3 separate regions of the Homo sapiens genome follow, and all the other regions are linked to region 3. The links are chromatin loops, found by intact Hi-C in ENCODE. Cell type or tissue: endothelial cell of umbilical vein. All regions are shown on one strand. Links, peaks and the distances in the headings refer to the core of each region. The heading gives the core; the rest is flanking DNA.

The links. Hi-C counts contacts between places; a loop is a spot of excess contacts. Peaks named below come from ENCODE experiments on the same cell type or tissue, not always from the same donor. Only the 100,000 strongest peaks of a DNase experiment are listed, where the experiment ranks them.
Region 1: a loop joins it to region 3, with 6 times the contacts of the local background. A loop is called at or near these places in 1 of 110 quality-filtered maps.
Region 2: it touches region 3 in a loop (2.5-fold over the local background); 4 of 110 quality-filtered maps call a loop at or near these places.

What each region holds. Positions count from the first base shown.
Region 1 is chr2:33,236,704-33,240,703 of GRCh38, forward strand. The region is part of intron 9 of LTBP1 (latent transforming growth factor beta binding protein 1); the gene reads left to right. Among named protein-coding and RNA genes, the nearest start is that of MIR4430, 180 kb to the right of the region's middle. In endothelial cell of umbilical vein, for the core only: no CTCF peak of the experiment used is centred there; DNase peaks (open chromatin) are centred at 1,638 and 3,658; H3K27ac peaks cover 3,765 bases.
Region 2 is chr2:33,429,669-33,440,934 of GRCh38, forward strand. It overlaps a transcript of RASGRP3 not described here. Among named protein-coding and RNA genes, the nearest start is that of MIR4430, 17 kb to the left of the region's middle. In endothelial cell of umbilical vein, for the core only: no CTCF peak of the experiment used is centred there; a DNase peak (open chromatin) is centred at 6,613; H3K27ac peaks cover 1,995 bases.
Region 3 is chr2:33,289,818-33,293,817 of GRCh38, forward strand. LTBP1 (latent transforming growth factor beta binding protein 1) reads left to right here. Exons shown (of 34, transcript NM_206943.4): 20 at 3,343-3,465. Among named protein-coding and RNA genes, the nearest start is that of MIR4430, 130 kb to the right of the region's middle. In endothelial cell of umbilical vein, for the core only: no CTCF peak of the experiment used is centred there; DNase peaks (open chromatin) are centred at 354 and 1,634; H3K4me3 peaks cover 463 bases; H3K27ac peaks cover 3,563 bases.

The sequences.
Region 1 (4,000 bases), core at 1-4,000, 53 kb before region 3:
TGATGAAGAAAGCCCATGATGGATTCATGTTACTGTGAATATTTCAAGGAGAAGTTAATGTAATATCTGTAGACTACAGTCATGAATCCAAGACCAACAGAGTAAGTGTGTGTTGCTAGCAGCGTCGTCCATGTGTAGCACACATGTGTCAAGAAATAAATACAAGCTGTTCTCTGGGCTCTGATAATTCCTTTATCATGTTACCCCGAAGACAGAAGAATTGGAAGGAAAGGAGTTGCTGCCACAGTGGTTTGACTTTTTTCAGTGAGTCCAGTGATTGAATCCATCCTATGGTGGATGGTCATTTTATAATCATGGGACAGTTACAGGGTGGTGGGTAGGCTTTTAATGGCAGTGGGGCCTAGATAGAAGCAAATATAATCACGAAGAGACTCATACAATAGTCTTTGAAGCTGGCCCCAGAGAGCAGCATTTCACAAAAATGTTTCCACAGATGACCAGTTCAGAAGGATGTTAATAGATTGTGTGTTAAAAAGGGTCCCACAGCCAAATGTGCAGAAAAACCAAGTTAAACACAGAAAAACAAGAGATTTTGCCAAAGGACTCTTCGGGTTTTAAATATGCTTATGTATATAGAATAGGCAGTGTTTCTCAAACATATTTGGCTGCAGAACCCCTCTTTTAGCAGAGGTCTCACAAAGTCTGTGTTTTGTGTAAAATACCTTGGGTAAAATTGCTCTAGAACATTGGTTTTCAAATATTTTTTTCTTAATCTCCTAGAATAATTTTGAAAAAGTTATGTGTTCACATATCTTTAAGCTGACATCTACATTTTCATTAAAAAGTCAAGTGGATACAATAGGTTAATTTCTGGCACATTTATATTGTATGTGTGCATTAAATAATTTCATCAAAACTTTGGAGCTGCAGAATTGGTTCATGCCATTGATAAACAGTCTCTGCCATTTAACCTAATTGGTAAAGCCAGATCTTCTTATGAAAGAAATCGGACTCATTACTTTTTCTGTGACTCTATCCTGGGGTTGATATATTTGTGAATTGTTCATTTATTCTGTGCCTGTGAGAATTTTACCTTTCAAGACAGTGTTCTTAGAAAGGCCTAGAAAGATTCTGGATTGACAAGAGGTATGCCTTGACTTGGTCAAGAGCAAGAAGGCCCTGAGGAAAGGGGAAGATAGGAAAGGAAGATTGGCAAATATATTCTTAGGCAGATGACTTCAAAAAGAAACATCTGAAGGCTGAAGATCTATAGATTAGTTCCCTTAAAAGTGTCTAAGCCTGTGTGTACCCTATAGAATATCTTCATGTTCCTTCGTGGTATGTCTACCCAGTGCAAAGTTGTTCTTTGGAAGTTTAAGAAATATATATATTGTCTAAGTGATCCTTATTAAATAACTTAATAGTCTGTCTGGGAAAAGTATTTGTATTAAGAGGTATTTTTCTGCTTTCAAGTGGAAGGCATACTGCTAATGGAATTCTGTCATGGAATTTATATTTACTAGCAAAAGCTGAACACACACAGATGAATCTCCAGAAAGCTTCATATTTTCACACAGTAGAAAGATGCTCATGTCCTGTTCTTACCTTGTCCTGACTCCTGTTGGACATGCCTCATTTCCTGTATAAACTTGCGTCACTAAGAAGACAGTAAATTCTTACTCACTTTGTTAAACATACATACTTTCCTGTAGGAGAAGAGATGCATAAAAATATATTTATTTCCCAGAAGGGCACTTGTGCTGTTCGTAATATATTATGCACCAAATGTCATACTTTCTTTATTCCCTGGCATTTTCAGCCCTGGCAACTGGCAGATTGTTTTGAAGTCAGAGAATATTTAAACTACAAGTAACCTTGGGGATAATATAGTTCAGCCCCTCTGTGTTACAGGAGAGGACACTGAGATCAAGAGAAACTCAGAGACTTGCTCTGGGTAACATAACATTTTGTCCTAGTTGGACCAAAAGCTAGATCTTAGTGGAATATTCCTCCTATTATTTTCCCCCATCCTCTCCATCCTTTTTAGAAATATGGCCTTGGACGAAATTATCTCTGTAAAATGGAATAATTATTCTTGTACTGCTCACCATCCAGAATTGTTGTGAAGTTCCAGTGAGATACGGTGTGCTATAGAAATGTAAAGAATCCTGATGAGGTAGAAGGAAGATGAAGGTCCTCACTTCATCGTCACCTTATCGCATCATTCCCATGTACTGAAATACTTAGGCTGTTTTATGTTGGGTTGTTCATAGGGAGTCTCTTGTTATGCATGTATACCTGATTACTTTATATTCTTCTACTACCTGGTTAATAAAAGCCCAGCCCTCTTATTTCTGTTGTATTAGTTTGAACCATAGGACATTGCCAATATTTGACCATTTTAGAAGAAGAGCAGTTTTAGAAGAAAAGCAGTTTTGTGTTCCTGAACTTCATCTGTGAGCTGAAGTATGTGGTAGGCTATACAGGCAGAGATACCTGTAAATGTTTTAAATAAGTGGAAAAGTATGTAAAGCTCCTTCATGTTAGCTGTAGTAGCTTCATGGATTTTGCCTACTCCAGAGGAGCACATGGGTCCGTATGAATTTCTTTCCTAGTTTCTGTTTCTGTAAACTTCTAGACTGCCTGCCTGAACACAAAAGCTCAGATGGGGATAGGGAATGGTGACTGGCTGTATGTGGGTGCTGAGCCCCTTCAGCCATTTATTTTGGCCTTCATTCTTTAACTCAGGAAGTTGTTCTGTATGCAGTGGTTATACCACTTCTTCAAAGGACAGACTTCCACAGTTTTCCAGAGAAATTTGTCATCTATAGAGGGAGAACAAGGAATAAATTCATGTATTTTTCAAACTAAATATTAAAATACTTTTGATTTAGTTAGAATCTGTTGAGGAAGGTTTGTTGACGCTTTAAAATATGAGACTTGGCCGGATGCAGTGGCTCACACACTTTGGGAGGCTGAGCACTTTGGGAGGCCGAGGTGGGCGGATCACTTGAGGTCAGGAGTTCAAGACCAGCCTGGCCAACATGGTGAAACCCTGTCTCTACTAAAAATACAAAAAAAAAAAAAAAATTAGCTGGGCATGGTGGCATGTGCCTGTAATCCCAACTACTCAGGAGGCTGAGGCAGGAGAATCGCTTGAACCTGGGAGGCGAAGGTTGCAGCGACCTGAGATTGTGCCGCTGTACTCCAACCTGTGTGACAGAGTAAGACTCCATCTTAAATAAATAAATAAATAAATAAATAAATAAATAAAAATATGAGACTCCTGAAACACTATATTGTTATTTGAATTTATTCCTTCACAAATAAGCTATTTATAAAATGACAAATATTGTAATCAGGTTTTATTTGATTAAAGAAAGAAGATAGCTTTAGGCAATGAAGTCCAAATAGAATTCTGGTTTACCATTCACCCGTCACGTTCCATACAGTTGTTAAGTCTGAATAGAATTACGGTTTACCATTCACCCATCATGTTCCATACAGTTGTTAAGTCTAAATAGAATTATGGTTTACCATTCACCCATCACGTTCCATACAGTTTTTAAGTATAAATAGAATTCTGCTTTACCATTCACCCATCACATTCCATACAGTTGTTAAGTCTAAATAGAATTCTGGTTTACCATTCACCTATCACGTTCCAAACAGTTGTTAAACTTTGGCCTGATGATGTCATCACTTGGAATGTTCTTCTCTCATCCAGATACAATGCGTTCAGTTCAACCAATGCTTTGTTCTTAACGTGTTTGTGAGTCTCTGACATCCTTTACTTTAATTTAGAAAGCTTGTGACTACCTGTCTAGGAAAAATCACTTAGGCAGTTGCTCCTGTTTCTTAATAATTAGAAATGTCTTATTAATTTATTAATTTCTGAAGTCCTATGTTAAAATTATGGGGATAAGTTGTTTGTTGGCTGGGAAGGGGCACAAAGAACCTTCTCAGGTGATGGAAACATTCTTTTTTTTTTTTTTTTTTTTTTTGAGACGGAGTCTTGCTCTGTCGCCCAGGCTGGAGT
Region 2 (11,266 bases), core at 4,470-8,469, 140 kb after region 3:
CTCCACGTTCAATAAACTCCCTACATTACTCTTTTTTTTTTTTTTTCTTCTTGAGACGGAGTCTCACTCTGTCACCTAGGCTGGAGTATGGTGGCACGATCTCAGCTGCCTGCAACCTCCACTTCCTGGGTTCCAGTGATTCTTCTGCCTCAGCCTCCCAAGTAGCTGGGATTACGGATGAACACCACCACACCCAGCTAATTTTTTGTATTTTAGTAGAGACAAGGTATCACCATGTTGGCCACGATGGTCTTGACCTCCTGACCTTGTGATTCACCCGCCTTGGCCTCCCCAAGTGCTGGGATTACAGGCATGAGCCACCATGCCCGGCCCTCTCTACATTACTCTTATACAGGCTGTCATTGGACCATGACTTGAGAAATTCTGCTTTAGAAAGTATGCTTCTTTTGGGGGGAAAGGCCAAATGTTTAATTTTATTTCTTTTCTTATGGCTCAAGCTCAGAGCTTTGTACTTAGTAGGGACTTACATGGGGTTGAAAAAATACAGTTTATAAAAAAGAATTGTGCTGGCCTCATTGTCCAAATAAAATACAATTTGTAGCACGTGGTTTCTTTCAGAATTAATTGCACATTAATACTTGATATTTGAGCAGGCTGTATATTAAGGAGCTACAACATGATACGAGTTCCAAGAATGTGACTTTAGTGCTTAGTGTTTTAAATCTAGACTCTTAGATGCTCTGATCTCATATAGCTCTAAAAAGTCATTTCCTTCTTAAACTTTTCGTCCTCTTCAGCCTCTAAATGGAAATTAAGCCTGCCTAGTTTCAACCTGATTTACAGCTTTTAATCTGTGTTCTTAATGAGGTATTAGAGAATATTTATAATGTCATTGTGTAGTCTGTCCACAGAAGAATAACTGTGAATATATGTTTAAAATTCCATATACTTTAGAACTTAATGTTTTGCCTGAAGAAAGAGCTCACTGATATATTGAGCAAGCGTTTGGATTCGCCTTATGTAGATTAAATTCATAATTTTATTTTTAACAGAGTCATTTACGTTTATGACATCACAAGGAAGTATAATGACAGTCTATCAGTTTCTACTTAGAAATAATAAGATAATTTGTTCTTCATGTTCTGGAAGATATTTGCCTGTCAGATAGGTGGCTAAAAAGATGACTTTGAAAGCCCTTTCTAATCCTGAGGATGTGAGTTTACACTGCCAAAGTAACTTCTTGATGTACTCAATATTACTTGGATGTGAAATGTAGTTTGCTCCCCACATAGAACATAATTTTTAGCCCCAAATTTGCCTGTAAAAAGTGAAGTTTATAGTGGTTTTGTCTTGTGTATTTTTTATATGACATCATGCTTTAGAAATATAAACAAATGGAAAATCAAAAATTGGATCAGAGGGTAACACCGTAATGGATTTGACTTTTAACTTCTCTAGAGGACTGATCTATTAAATGTTTTCTTTCTCCTCAGTATTGTTCTATAAAGATGTCAACAGTGACACACTGGTTATCACAGCACTTTGTATGAATACAGCCAGAATTTGTGGCATTCCAAAATGTCTTGAGAGGCTTGGAAAGGAAGGTCTGAGGTCACAGAAGCTTAGCACTGAAAGGACCTCAAAGATAGAGCATGAGGACATTTAGGTCCCTGAGTTGCTCAAGCTTGTGTAACGGTAGAGAGATGCCCTGATCTTTCTCAAGGCAGTGCACTTCCCACTGGTTTGAAAGAAGAAAACTTAAGTTGTTTTGTCTATTTTACCTTTGGGTAGCACTGTCCCTAACTGTCCTATATTAACCACCTGGTGTATGATGTCTACTTTCTTTTTTGTTTGTTTGCTTGTTTTTTTGAGACGGAGTCTCACTCTGTCGCTCAGGCTGGAGTGCAGTGGCGCGATCTCAGCTCACTGCAAGCTCCGCCTCCCGGGTTCACACCATTCTCCTGCCTCAGCCTCCCAGGTAGCTGGGACTACAGGTGCCCATCACCATGCCCAGCTAATTTTTTGTATTTTTAGTAGAGATGGGGTTCCACTGTGTTAGCCAGGATGGTCTGTATGTCTACTTTCTTCTTTCTAGGTCAGTCATCCATTGTGTCAGACAGAAAACAGGGGGCCCTCACAATCCCACTCTTGGTAGTCACAGCCTTGATCCCTCACCTGATCACAGGAAGGACTTGTGACTTGCTTCTAGCCAGCTGAATGCAGCAAAGGTGACTTGAGTGTCCAGGATCACATGTACATGATTACCTTACATAAGACTGCAAATCATCTTGATAGGAGCTCCTCTCCTATAGCTGGCTTAGCCAGACATGGATTAGCTGGGTCACTGCCTCATGGTCTTAAAAGGCTGCAAGAAGGTATTAGCTGGAACTTTGGTCATCTGAGGCTCGACTGGGGAATGATGTGCTTCCAAGCTCATGTGGTTATTGGCAACGTTCAGTTCCTTGCAGGCTGTCAAACTAAAGGGCTTCAGTTTCTTGGTGGCTGTTGGAGGGAAGCTACCCTCAGTTCTTTACCAAGTGGTCTTCTTCATAGGCAGCTGGCTTCTTCAGTGGCAGCAACGAAGAGAGATTTTCTTGGTCATTCTGAATACTCAGTTGTTTTTAACTTGCTTCATCTAACCAGTGTGAATTTGCACCCTACAATTTGTTAGAATTATAAAGCTGATGGTTGTGTTCACCTTGCCAGTCTTAATATAAACTCAATTGCATAATTATGTGTTTCAGGGGAGTATGGAGTATATTGACCCCATTGTGAGTTCGAACTAATCTATTGTATAAGTAAGGAACCTGTATAGACTATTAATTCAGTAACCAACCTACTGCTTGGCTTTTTACTCGACTACAGTGACTGCCAAAATGAAAAGTTTAATTGTTGTTGGATAAATCAGTTCCATTGCCCTGCTCTCTCCCCTCGTTTCTTCCTTCCTTCCTTACAAATACTGCACACAATCAGCTAATATTTAGGTGCGCGTGCTGTCGGCGCCCATGGTAGTTCCTTTTGCCTTCAGATGGGTGCCATGAGCTGTCTCTACCACGGTCTGTTTTGTTTCCTGTGTATTTTACTTCCAGTGATGGTTTTGCTTCTTCTTTGCCTCCAAAGCTTCACAAACAACCTTAGCGCTGAGTCCAAAGGCATTTCCCAAAGGAATATACAACTAGCAGAAACAGCAAAATGAGAGTCTGTGTTTCAGAATTAGTAGGAAAACTTTTACCATAACACCAATTAGAATTTCCTTTAGTTATTATGACATCAGATTTTAGCTTCAACAAAACTGAACTAGCTCTAGATTTTATTATCGGCGAGTCTCAAGTTGTCTTTTTTGTTGTTGTTGTTACACAAAAACTCATGCTGTTTTATTTTAGGTGCATGGCAGAGTGACAGAATACCAACAGAAACCAAAGTCTAGTGCAGGGAAGGTAGTCTGGTTTAGATTTTCCAACTGAACTTTACCAAGGCTGGGCTTCTCTTGGGAGATATTGTGCACTGTTTTATTTGTGCCAAGAGTTTTCTAATTTGCAAGGTAACTTTAACATTATGTTTGCTGAGAATCAGTCTAAATAAACTACTGATGAACACAAATCAACTTCAATTAAATTAATGGAAAAGCTTTTTTTCTATCCCACTAAGTCTTCTAGCTCTTTCAAAGAGTTGGTAACTCTTATATTTTATTTTTAAGATGGAGAAGTCCTTCCTAACTTTCAACCACCTTTTCATTATTCCTGCTGTGATTTAGAGAGCCATCCTTAACCTGTGTTCTTTTGAGTGGTTATTCTAGCAGTTTTGACTTATTTTCATTAGTATGATGCAACAATTCAAGTCAAAGGAACACAGTTCATAGCCCACAATTTGGTCATTATCTAGAGCTTCTGCACTTTGGGGATAAAGATAAGCTATTATTAAAAATACCTATGGGACATACAGGCTCAGATACATAAGTGCATTCATCTCAGTTAAGCAATAATATGCAGACTCTTTTTTGCGTTTTCTTTGAGAACTTTTGCTTAGGTTTTCTCTATATTTTATATATTGAAAACTTTTTAAGGGACTTCAATTTTAAAAACCGTATTTTCCTCCACTGACAGAACCAAAATAATTGAAGAATGTCACACATTATCTTTCCTAACAAGGCCTTTGACTTTTTCCCACTATGCCTTTTGAGAGAGTCTGTCATTAATTTTAGATTAAGAATACAGAGCCTTGTTGTTCCCATAGACGTTTGAATGATTCATTTCTAGAGATGGGCAATACGGGGAGTTCTGTGACGTTGTTCTTTTTGACAAGTAAAATACTTCCCCACAAAAAATAGAAGGAATATTTCCAGAGGACAATGAAAGAAGCCTAGTAAATGTACTTGGAGTTTCTTAGAAGCATTCATTCTTCTCACATGGGAGCACGGTTTGCTCTCAAAAACATATTACCCCACTGCCAGCCATTTTCTTGCCAAAGTCAACTCATGTACTTTCTAGCTCTTTCAATACACTGCAGCTGTTATATCCTGAGCACCATGGACTTCCTTCTTCCTTTCTGCTATTACAAGGAAGTCATTCACCTCTCTTTTTCTTTTTTTCTCTATCCGTCTTTTTTTTCTCTCTCCCTCGCATTCTGTTTCTCTCTTTCTCTCTGAAGAAACATTTTCCTCCCAATCTGTACTTAGGATGTGGACACCCTTACTTTTTCCTTATCAGCTCTGGCTTGAGCTCATTGTTCAACCTATTGCTTCTATTATACGGGGGCCTAGTATGAAACCCAAGCATGGACAAGAAATGGCTGGGTTTCAAAACAATAATCAAATCACTAAACAAAAATAGGGGCTGGGGGCCGGGCGCGGTGGCTCACACCTGTAATCCCAGCACTTGGGGAGGCCGAGGCGGGTGGATCACCTGAGGTCAGGAGTTCAGGACCAGCCTGGCCAACATGGTGAAACTCCATATCTACTAAAAATACAAAAATTAGCCGGGCGTGGTGGCACATGCCTGTAATCCCAGCTACTTGGGAAGCTGAGGCAGGAGAATTGCTTGAACCTGGGAGGCGGAGGTTGCAGTGAGCCAACATCGCGCCACTGCACTCCAGCCTGGGTGACAGAGCAAGACTCTGTCTCAAACAAACAAACAAAAAAAGTGGGGGCTGGGACATTGTATTTCCATTAGAAGCTTCATTTCTTCACTGTTTACTTTGGTTTTGTTTCAGACAACTTATAATTTTTAGATATAGCTGTTAGTAAAATTTGCTTAGAATTTATCTATATGTAGGATGACTCTTCACCATGTGTGAGTGCTGTTGTCTCTCTCTTAAATACTATCCTTTTGTTTTTTCCACTGCTTTTGCCTCACATTAGGTAGCTTCTCCAAGTAATTAGGAAATTAGTATGTCTTCTTAACATTAGATCTAAAAACTCTTCTAGTCATCTAGATGGAGGTTACCAGCATAAAAAGCATATACATTATTTTCTGATTCTTACATTAAAAAAATCTACTCTTAAATTCCTTTTTGAAGAGATATTAATAAACATGCACACAAAGTAATTATGTAGATCCATGTTTCTCCTATTTAGTGAGCATCAGAATCACCTGAAGTTAATCATCTGAGCCCCAGCCCCAGAGGTTCTGATCCAGGGTTGCTGATGCTACTGGTCCTCGGACCACTTTTTTTTGTCTTTTTTTTTTTTTTAATTTTTAAAATTTTTTTAGACGGAGTCTCGCTCTGTTGCCAGACTAGAGTGCAGCGGCACAATCTCAGCCCACTGCAACCTCCGCCTCCTGGGTTCACGCCATTCTCCTGCCTCAGCCTCCCAAGTAGCTGGGATTGCAGGTGCATGCCACCATGCCCAGCTAATTTTTGTATTTTTAGTAGAGTCAGGGTTTCACCATGTTGGCCAGGATGGTCTCCATCTCTTGACCTCGTGATTCGTCCACCTCGGCCTCCCAAAATGCTGGGATTATAGGCGTGAGCCACCGCGCCTGGCCGGTCCTTGGACCACTCTTTAAGTAGCCCCTCCTATGGAGAAATTCCTTGTGCTTCTTCTCAAAGTGTTACTCACGTAAAGAGCAGCTAAAACAAACACTTACTGGGTGGCTAAAACAAACACTGTTGACAGACAGTAAGTGTAGAATGACAGAGTAAGGGAGGGAGGTGACAGATAAATAGATGACTGTTAGATAACAAATCAATACATAGACATCTAATAGAATTATATGAAGGACCTTAAGTAATAACAGTTTTAAAAATTGTCTTTAAAATTAATGTTTTGAAAGCATGGCATACACAGTATAATATTTGAAAGGGAAAAAAATATGTATGTCACAAATTAAACTGTCCCTTCATTCCAGACATACACTCCCACCTTGAAGAATCAACCATATTTAAGTGTCTATAGGATATGACAACTTATAGTAAAACTGAGACCATAGGAAATTAAAGAAAATGTTGACTATGGTGCACAGACCAAAGCTGAATTATTTGAGGCCAAATTTTTAGTTTGTTTGTTGGTATTCATTTGAAAGAAGCACACATGCACTCATATACCTAAGGCTGCTTTCTGAAATCAAATACATTTCCTGCCTTCTTCTTTCCTCAGTACTCTTACCACCAGCCTATTTATAGCCCAGGAAAGGAAAAAGCTCCACTGGAGGCAGGAAAACTAAGTTCGGAAAGAATAGGAGGAAGTCTGCCTGCCATTTAGCCAAACAACCTTTAATTCATTGAGCTCAAAGCTTAGCAGCTTCAATGTTGTTGTTAGGCATAAACAGCTTGCAAATTTCAATTTTTTTTCTCTCCTCACTTTTGAACTAGATTTGGGCAATGGAGGTGATGACAGCATTTTAGAAGACAGAACAGGAATTCTAGGTGTTTAGGCACGTTGAAGAGAAACTTGCTAGAGGTGATGAAGTGGAAAGAAAAAGACAATTCACTATAGGGATCAACATTATTGCAGTTCTGCAAAGGTAAGTGTCATTTAAAAATCTGTCTGTTGTTGCGTCTTAATGCACTTCATGAACTATGGATATTAGCCACAGACAATGGATATGATTTGAGGTCCGATCCTCATGTAACTTTTCAATATGCTTTGCTCATATCTCTGAAGAAATGTAGAAATCAACCTTGGTTATGACATCTTCAGGTTTTTACAATAAATATTTTAAAAAGTTGTTTCTTGACAATAACTTTACAAACTTTCTTCAGTTTCATTATTATCAGGGGTTTAGATAGTATAAATAATTTCATTGATGATCACCTTTAAAAATATATTTTTGATATTTGTCTGCTTGTCTGCCCTTTTCAAATTGCTGATTAATAATCCACCTATAATTTATTTGATGAATAATAGTTTAGAATACTTTTAATAAATAGGCCTTCAAGCAGAAATGGACAATTGTATAAAAGTTATATATAAAATTTAAATTTTGTATAAAATTAAGCAAAGATAACAAATTTTAATACAGGTTTTTTGTCTTGAACATTCATTTTTCAGAAAATGGAGAATCTTCTAGAACCACAAAAAACAGCACTGAATAGTTTCCAGTGATAGAAAGTGTTCATAGTAGTTATGTAGATTTAAATTATTATTTCCAAACATTCGTTCATTATGTTTTGAGTACCTTGAAAAATGTCACTGGGTTTGGAAATGGTAAGGTTGAAAGGAAATGGATTAAATCCAAGAACAGTTGATGTTGCCCACAAAAACTTGGAAAGCTACTAGGGACATTCCAAATTCTTTTAACATTCTTTGCCATTAAACAAGCACATTTGTTTAAATGATGCACCATATTTGCATCCGCTGCTGATAATAACCACATTTGTGTCTTGGAGTAACTTGATTAATGTTACCACAATGACTAACAGAGGAATACGGTTCTGGTGGATTATTGAAAAGGAAGAGCAGAAGGAAATGTGTGGCTGTTATTTCTTTTGCCCTATCCCTGTTTGAGATTGGGATGTTTAGAATCTGTCCCAAGAAGATAGCAAAGCTGGAAGCCAGAAAAGCAGAACCAGCTAGAACCGGCACAGGAGGCCAGGACTCGGCTCAGGCTCAGTGTGGATCCCACTGGCCGTCTTCTTTCCTGGGAGAATTTAAGGGTTATTTTTTACTGATTAGAAAATTATAATTCCATGGAAACTGTTAGAAAGTATAATATGTTTGAATAGAAAGATCATGATTTCTTAGCTGAACTTAAGTGGTTAAAAAAAAAAAGAGAGGGAAATGAAATTAATCTGAATAAATATGATAGATCTGAAGAAACAAACAAACAAACCCTCAGCATTTATTTTCAGGACATTCCAGTGCTGCAAAGTCAGTTCTGAGTCCACTTTAGATCTTCCACAGAGTGGACTCTAAGGTGACTTAATTAATTGCCACGCCACATGGCTCTAATTACAGCAATGTTGCTTACAGCAATTCTGATTTCTGATCATGTTGAACTCATTTCCCTTAGAGTTTCAAAACAACGTTCACATTTGACACATTCACATGTTTACATTATGAGAATGAAAATGTTTTAACTGTATGTAAGGTTTAAGAAAGATAAAATTATGAGTTAGATGTATTATTTCAAGAATATATTTTTTCACTTGTAAAAGGCTCATTGCTGGTCATTGGTTTCCAGATGACCATAGATTTATAAATGTATTCATGGGGCCAGGCGTGGTGGCTCACGCCTGTAATCCCAGCACTTTGGGAGACCGAGGCGGGTGGATCACCTGAGGTTGGGAGTTTGAGATCAGCCTAGCTAACAGGGTGAAACCCCGTCTCTACTAAATATACAAAATTAGCTGGGCGTGGTGGCACATGCCTGTAATCCTTGCTACTTGGGAGGCTGAGGCAGAAGAATCGCTTGAACCCAGGAGGTGGAGGTTGCAGTGAGCCGGGATCGCGCCACTGCCCTCCAGCCTGGGCAATGGAGTGAGACTCCATCGCCAAAAAAAAAAAAAAAAAATTGTATTCATGAAATGCCAGGTATTTAAAATACAGTTCTTAGAAATTGCTTAATAGTTCTACGGTAGTTCTACAGATTGTTTTATGTATCTACAAGTTGCTGAGAACATTTTAAGTTAGAGTTAGCTAATTTTGAAAAAAATTATCAATTTTTTAGCTTTTTAATTAATTACATAGAAATGTATTGCCTTATTTCCAGAGTAACTCCTACAATCACCATGTGTTTACAGTTTACATAATAATAGAGCCAACCCTGGCCTTCACATTTAAATACAAGTAAAATCAGGTTACTGAAGAGACCATATGAAGCAGCAAGAAATTTAGATGTCACCAAATACAATGTACAACTTGGGGGATGTGTTGAAGAGGGATGTGGGAGAAGCATGCCAAGGTCTTCTTCTTCAGACTGGAAACTACACCCACCTGCCATCTGGCCTGACGCTGGGTGGGGTAGAGGGGTATTGCACGATGATTCTTGTGTATTTACAGGCACCTTAAATTCAGACAATTGGCTTTTGGAGACTTTTCTCCTACTGTCTCATCCTGTATTACAGGTCTACAAGCAGCACCACACCATGAACACCTATTTATTAAGTTTTCTAACTTACAATATAATCTCTATCCTTGAAAAACTCAATGTTAAGTTGAAAAAAGGGAAGTATACAGGACACAAAGCATCCTGTATGTGGAGCCAAATTAATGACGTAGATAATGAGTGCCACCTAAGGAAGACCTGATCCAGACGGGCTTCATGGAGGCCTGAGGCTGAGTTGGGTCTTGGTAAGCGGGAGGAGAGCTGATGGATGAGGGAGATGAGGACATCTATGATAAGAATGGAGCTGTGAGCATGAGCAGAGACAGGAATGGCCTTCCTGCGCCCAAGGAATAGGGCTGTCAGATGAAATACAGGATGCCCAGTTCAATGTGAATTTCAGATAAACAACAAACACTTTTTTAGTCTAAGTGTGCCCTACTGCATGACTGTGTATGAGACTTAGTGCATGGGACCTACTTATACGAAAATAGTATTTGCTGTTTATCAGAAACTCACACTTAGCTGGGGGCCCTGTATTCTGATTTCCCAAATCTGGCAACTCTTCAAGGGAACTGAGAGTCAGCCAGCTTGACAGCAGCAGAGGGAATGAGCCTATGGAGCAGGAAAGAAGTGCCTGGAGGAGGCTGGGTTCAGAAGGTGGTGGGACTTTAATGGTGAACTAAGGAGTCAAGAATTTAAAGACACCTGGGGCCGATGAGAAGTTCTGAAAAGGGAAATGGCGTGCATAAGATCTGCCGGTTGGAGGCAGAACTTGCTGGGGGAGAGATCAGGGCACCGAGGCCTGGGTTCTGATGAAGACAGAGAGAAAGAAGCCCAATGGAGACACATCTGAGAACAAACTGACGCGTTTTGCAAACTAATTGGGTATGGTTATAGGAGGAGAGAATGTGTTCAAGAGGATGTTATGTTTTATGGCTCCATTCAAAGAAATGGCCAAAGAGACAGCAGCAGGTCAGGGAGTTAGTGAGAGGGATGGGGATTTTGGTTTCAAACACAGGAAATTTGAGGGAATGATGGAATAGTCAGATAGAAATAGTAAGCGAACAGCTGAGAATGGAAAACAGCTTAGGAGGGAGGTGAGAACTGGAAATAAAAACGACAACATTTATTAAGCACTTACTCGATGTCAAGCCTTTTATCTCCATTATCTCCTTCTGCCTCTGCAACCATCTATCGGCAGGTTCCATTGCCAGCCACATTTTGTAGTTGAGAAAAGTGAGGTCAGAGAGATTAAGTAACATGTCCATGATCACATCATTAATGAGAGGCAGATGGAAAATGGAACCACCATGTGTAGGGGCCAAAGCCCTCACAACTGAGACTCATATACAGAATGTTGAGCCTCTGGCTCTAGATTCACTTTCTCCATCTGCAAAGAGCTAAGGGCGCCAGTTGCTCATGCTAGAACCCAGTTTTTAGCCAGGTTCCAGGTCTTCTATTGTTCGTAACTTTGATGGCCCTCGTAGAATTCTCCATCTTTTGGTTACTCTCTCTGAGAAAATGGAAATCATTTATACCCAGAGGTTTTCCTTATTTATTAACCTCCAGAATCGTTTTTCCCCTTAGTGGCTCATTTTAAATTTTCCCTTGGTCATCTGGTGAAATAAAGATTATGATGAAGAATCTATAATCTCATATAGTTACTTTTTTTGTATGACATGTGTGGCTAAAACATACTTATTTTACAAAAATCCCGAATACAATACAATTTTATTAAATTTCATCTTGAGGTTGGACATTAGATCTCCAAACTTGTTTTTTTTTCTTTCTTCTTCAAGACAAGGTCCCCCTCTATCACC
Region 3 (4,000 bases), core at 1-4,000:
AGCTCTACCATGAAAACCAGAGGCATAATCATCTCCCTCTGCTTCAGGGAAAAGGCAACCATGGGGTGGATGGTGGGGTGGGTAGGCACCACCTGCTTCCTTCATAACCCATTTTGTGTTGCTGTAACGGAACACCTTGAGACTAGGTCATTTATGAAGAAGAGAGGTTTATTGATTTAGCTCATGGTTCTGGAGACTGGCAAATTCAAGATCAGATGGCCACTTCTGGTGAGAGCCTTGTGCTGCGTCTTAATATGCTGGAGAAGTGGCAGGTGAAGCAAGTGCATGCAAAGAGAGCAAAACACAGAGGCAACCTCACTTTATAACAATCCACTCTCTTGGGAACAATTTCATTCCCACGAGAACTAACCCAGTCTCGAGAGAAAGACATTCATCTATCTTAATGAACTAATCACCTCTTAAAAGCACGACTTCCCTATGCTGCCACCTTGACAACCAAGCCTCAACATGAGTTTTAGCAGGGACAAACCATTTTCAAAGCATAGCACTTCTTATGGCATTGATGGGAGATCTTCCCAAGGGTTGGAAGCTAGAACTGTGGGGGCCAAGCCTTCTGCTATCATTACCACCCAGGGCCCCACAAGTTTGTGTCCTTGACTAAACTGAAGAACACTGAAAGTCATGGAAGGTTTTTAAAGTAGAGGAGCCAACACCATTTATCAGATTTGTATTTTAGAAAAAAGTTTATTCTGTCTGCAAGCTGGATAATGGATTAGAGAAGCCAAGTCTTAGACAAACAAATTAAAAGACTGTGGCAGTAACTCGGGTGAGAAAGAATGAAAGTAGGTGATTTGAGAGATATTTGAAGGGCAGATTGGTATGCCTGGGCAATAACAATGTGAGGAAAGAGGGAGAGTAAAAATAAGGACTCAGGTTTCTGACTTGGGCATTTGAGTAGATAATGGTACTAGATATTGGTGTGAAAAATAACATAAAGAAAAGACAGAGGAGGGGTCAGTTTTGGCCATAAAGACTCAGAGGTACCTGGGGGACATCAAGGAGATGTCCAGTAGACTTACCAGCTGGATGCATGCTTCTACAGTTTAGGAGAGAAATCTGGGCCAACGATATAATGCTGAATTAATTTTACACCATTTGCATCCACCAAGTGTTTTTACGTGTGGTTCCTCTCTGGAGACCTTCCTTCTTTGTAGAGATTCTTTAGTGATATTTTACTGTCTTGCTATTTTCTCAGGAGCATAGTCTCATTAAGGCAATGTACTTTCAGTTCAAACTGTTCTATCTACGGTGATTGGCTTGACAGAATTCTGGTTCCATGCAATTATGTCTATAATAAGTAAAGAAAGAATAAACACATCAGGCTACCCTAGATATTTCAAGGCATTCTGCTTCATCATTAATCATGAGTAGCCTAGAAAAATAGAAGTTTTATAAGTATCTCCTAAATGGTAATCTGCAGTGTCTGTTAATTTACTTTACCTAGAGAAAGTATGGTCTTAGAAATTGATTTTGCTGTTATATTCTACAGCCTTATAAATCACTTTCCCTGGTGCATGAATAATTAAAGAGAGCAATCCATACATTTCTGAGCTTGTTAACATTTTTGAAACAAAACCAGATACTAAACATGACATTTTCCTGTTGCTGTCTGGAATTTCTATGCCTGGTGTCTAGGCTCATTCCCATTATTTACTTTGGCTCCAATGCTTGGCTTCTTCTTTCAAGTTGTTTGCCTTCAGTGTTTACAGAAGTGGATTCCCACAACCAAGGAAAGGGTGGTTAATGAGTCAGTCTGGAAGTGCTATTTTTGTTATCGTGGACTAGAGTCAGCTCACCATAATTAGTGATATTTTGTGAAAGCAACGCAGAGCACCTAGGCAGTGCCATTTCCTTGGCTCTTCTCAGTATGTGCAGGGAACACACCCGTGTGCACACTCACAGATACGTGTTTGCCACATTTTAGTACAACTCCGTTTCTGCATTCCACTGTAAGAAAGAATACAGTCTTAATACAGTGCAAATGCATGCAATCTAGACTCTGGGTTTGTATTGTCAGTGTGCTTGTGACTGCCTTAAGAGGGTAGAAAGCTTTGCTGCTTTCGTGGTGTAGTGAGCATTGAAAAGTGAAACAGATGCTGTCACGTGTCTTTTCCTCCTTGTTTGCCTGGCTTAGGCTTAAGATGCTTTGATTATGTTATAGACCCCTATAAGATTAAGCCTAATTGTGTTATTGTATGTGTAGTTTTAGCATTTTGTGATTTAAGTTTTTCCTCTTTAAGTTCTTGCTTATTGATACCTCACTAGTGTCTGTCACTGTGACATACGGTGGACCTACCCAGGGCCATTCAAATGGAGCACAGAACTTACATGTTTATTTATTTTTGAAAAATAGTAATATGTAGTAGGGACTTAATATTTTTTAATGAAGTAGATTTTAGATGATTATTTTCAATATAAATGCTGTGTTAGCAAATAATAAAAACAAACATCAATTCATACATTCTCTCTTTCTTTAACTGTTTCTATCACTAGATTTAACTTTGCCTGTGACAGAAACTTACAGTCAGGTTAAAAGGATAGGCTTGGGTTCACATCTCAGAACCACCATTTTCTATGTGGCGTTGGGCTGGTTATTGAACTTCTCTAAGCTTCAGTTCCTTCCTCCATAAAATGGTTGGCCCATAAGGATTTTGTTCGGATTAAATGAGATGATGTATGTAAAGCTTTTAATGCCCACATGTAGCAAGTGCTTGATAAAGATTAGGTGCTATTATTATTATCTACCTCTTCAGCGTGTGCCCTACCTTCAAACTGCCCAGTAGGCTTGTGTTTGTCCCTTAGATTACTTGGTTTTTATCATATGGATTCACTGCCATTTTAGAGCTTTTTATTGGACTCTTTTTCACCTTTCTGTTAAAACTTCTCTGTGATTTCTCTGGGTCATGAGTCATATCTTTTGCTTTTGTGAACTCTCCCATCCTATTGAATTCATCAATTTCCAAAATAGACCTCAACCCATCTTTGGTTCTTTGGAAAATGCTTTCTTGTAGAGATGTTGCACTAAATCTCCCGTCTCTTCCTTCCTCCCCCCTACAACAAGCCATCTTTACTTCTTGAATTTATTCACAGAGCATATTTGGTTCCGAGTTACTTTCAGAAGGTAAGTTAAAGTATAGAACCGTCATCCATTTAGCTCACGACAAGCTGCTTTTTCTCCTTTGGGCTAATTTGAAAGTTTATCTTTAAGAATCTGCCTGGTCTTCTGAAGGTCTACTGTTTCCATTTCTAACCAAATTTAACTTTATCCATGTTTTCTTTTTCTTCTTTTTTTGTTCTTTCCATTACGCAACATTCTTCAAGATGTGGACGAGTGCCTGGAACCAAACGTCTGCGCAAATGGTGATTGTTCCAACCTTGAAGGCTCCTACATGTGTTCATGCCACAAAGGCTATACCCGGACTCCGGACCACAAGCACTGTAGAGGTAAATACTGTGATCAAGTTTCCCATTTTTATTTAAACTTCATTTAAATATAGATTAGAGCAATTAGCCTTAGAAAAGGGAACCCTGCTACCTGTGTTTATTTTGACCGAGCGACTTAGAGCACATATTGGTTGGCTTGGCTGAAAGTGGCTCCTTGCTGTGGTTAAATACAGAGCATATCTATTTACATAAAGGGAAACGATGTATTTTTAGAGAGTGTCTGTGAGCCACAGATCGGTTCATCTAAATTTTTTTTTCTCATTATAAAAGCAATACACACAGTTGCACAACTCTGTGAATATATTAAAAACCATTGAATTGTACATTTTAAATGGAATTGTATAGCATGGGAATTATTTCTGAATAAAATTGATATGAAAGTAACCAATATACACTCATTTTAGAAAATTTAGCAAATAGAGAAAAAAGAAAAGTAACAATCTTACATAATGTCATTAATGAATATTCATATTTCGTGGATATTGTATATAAAGATGTTCTATGTATAATTTTATATCTTGCTTTTTGCCATTTA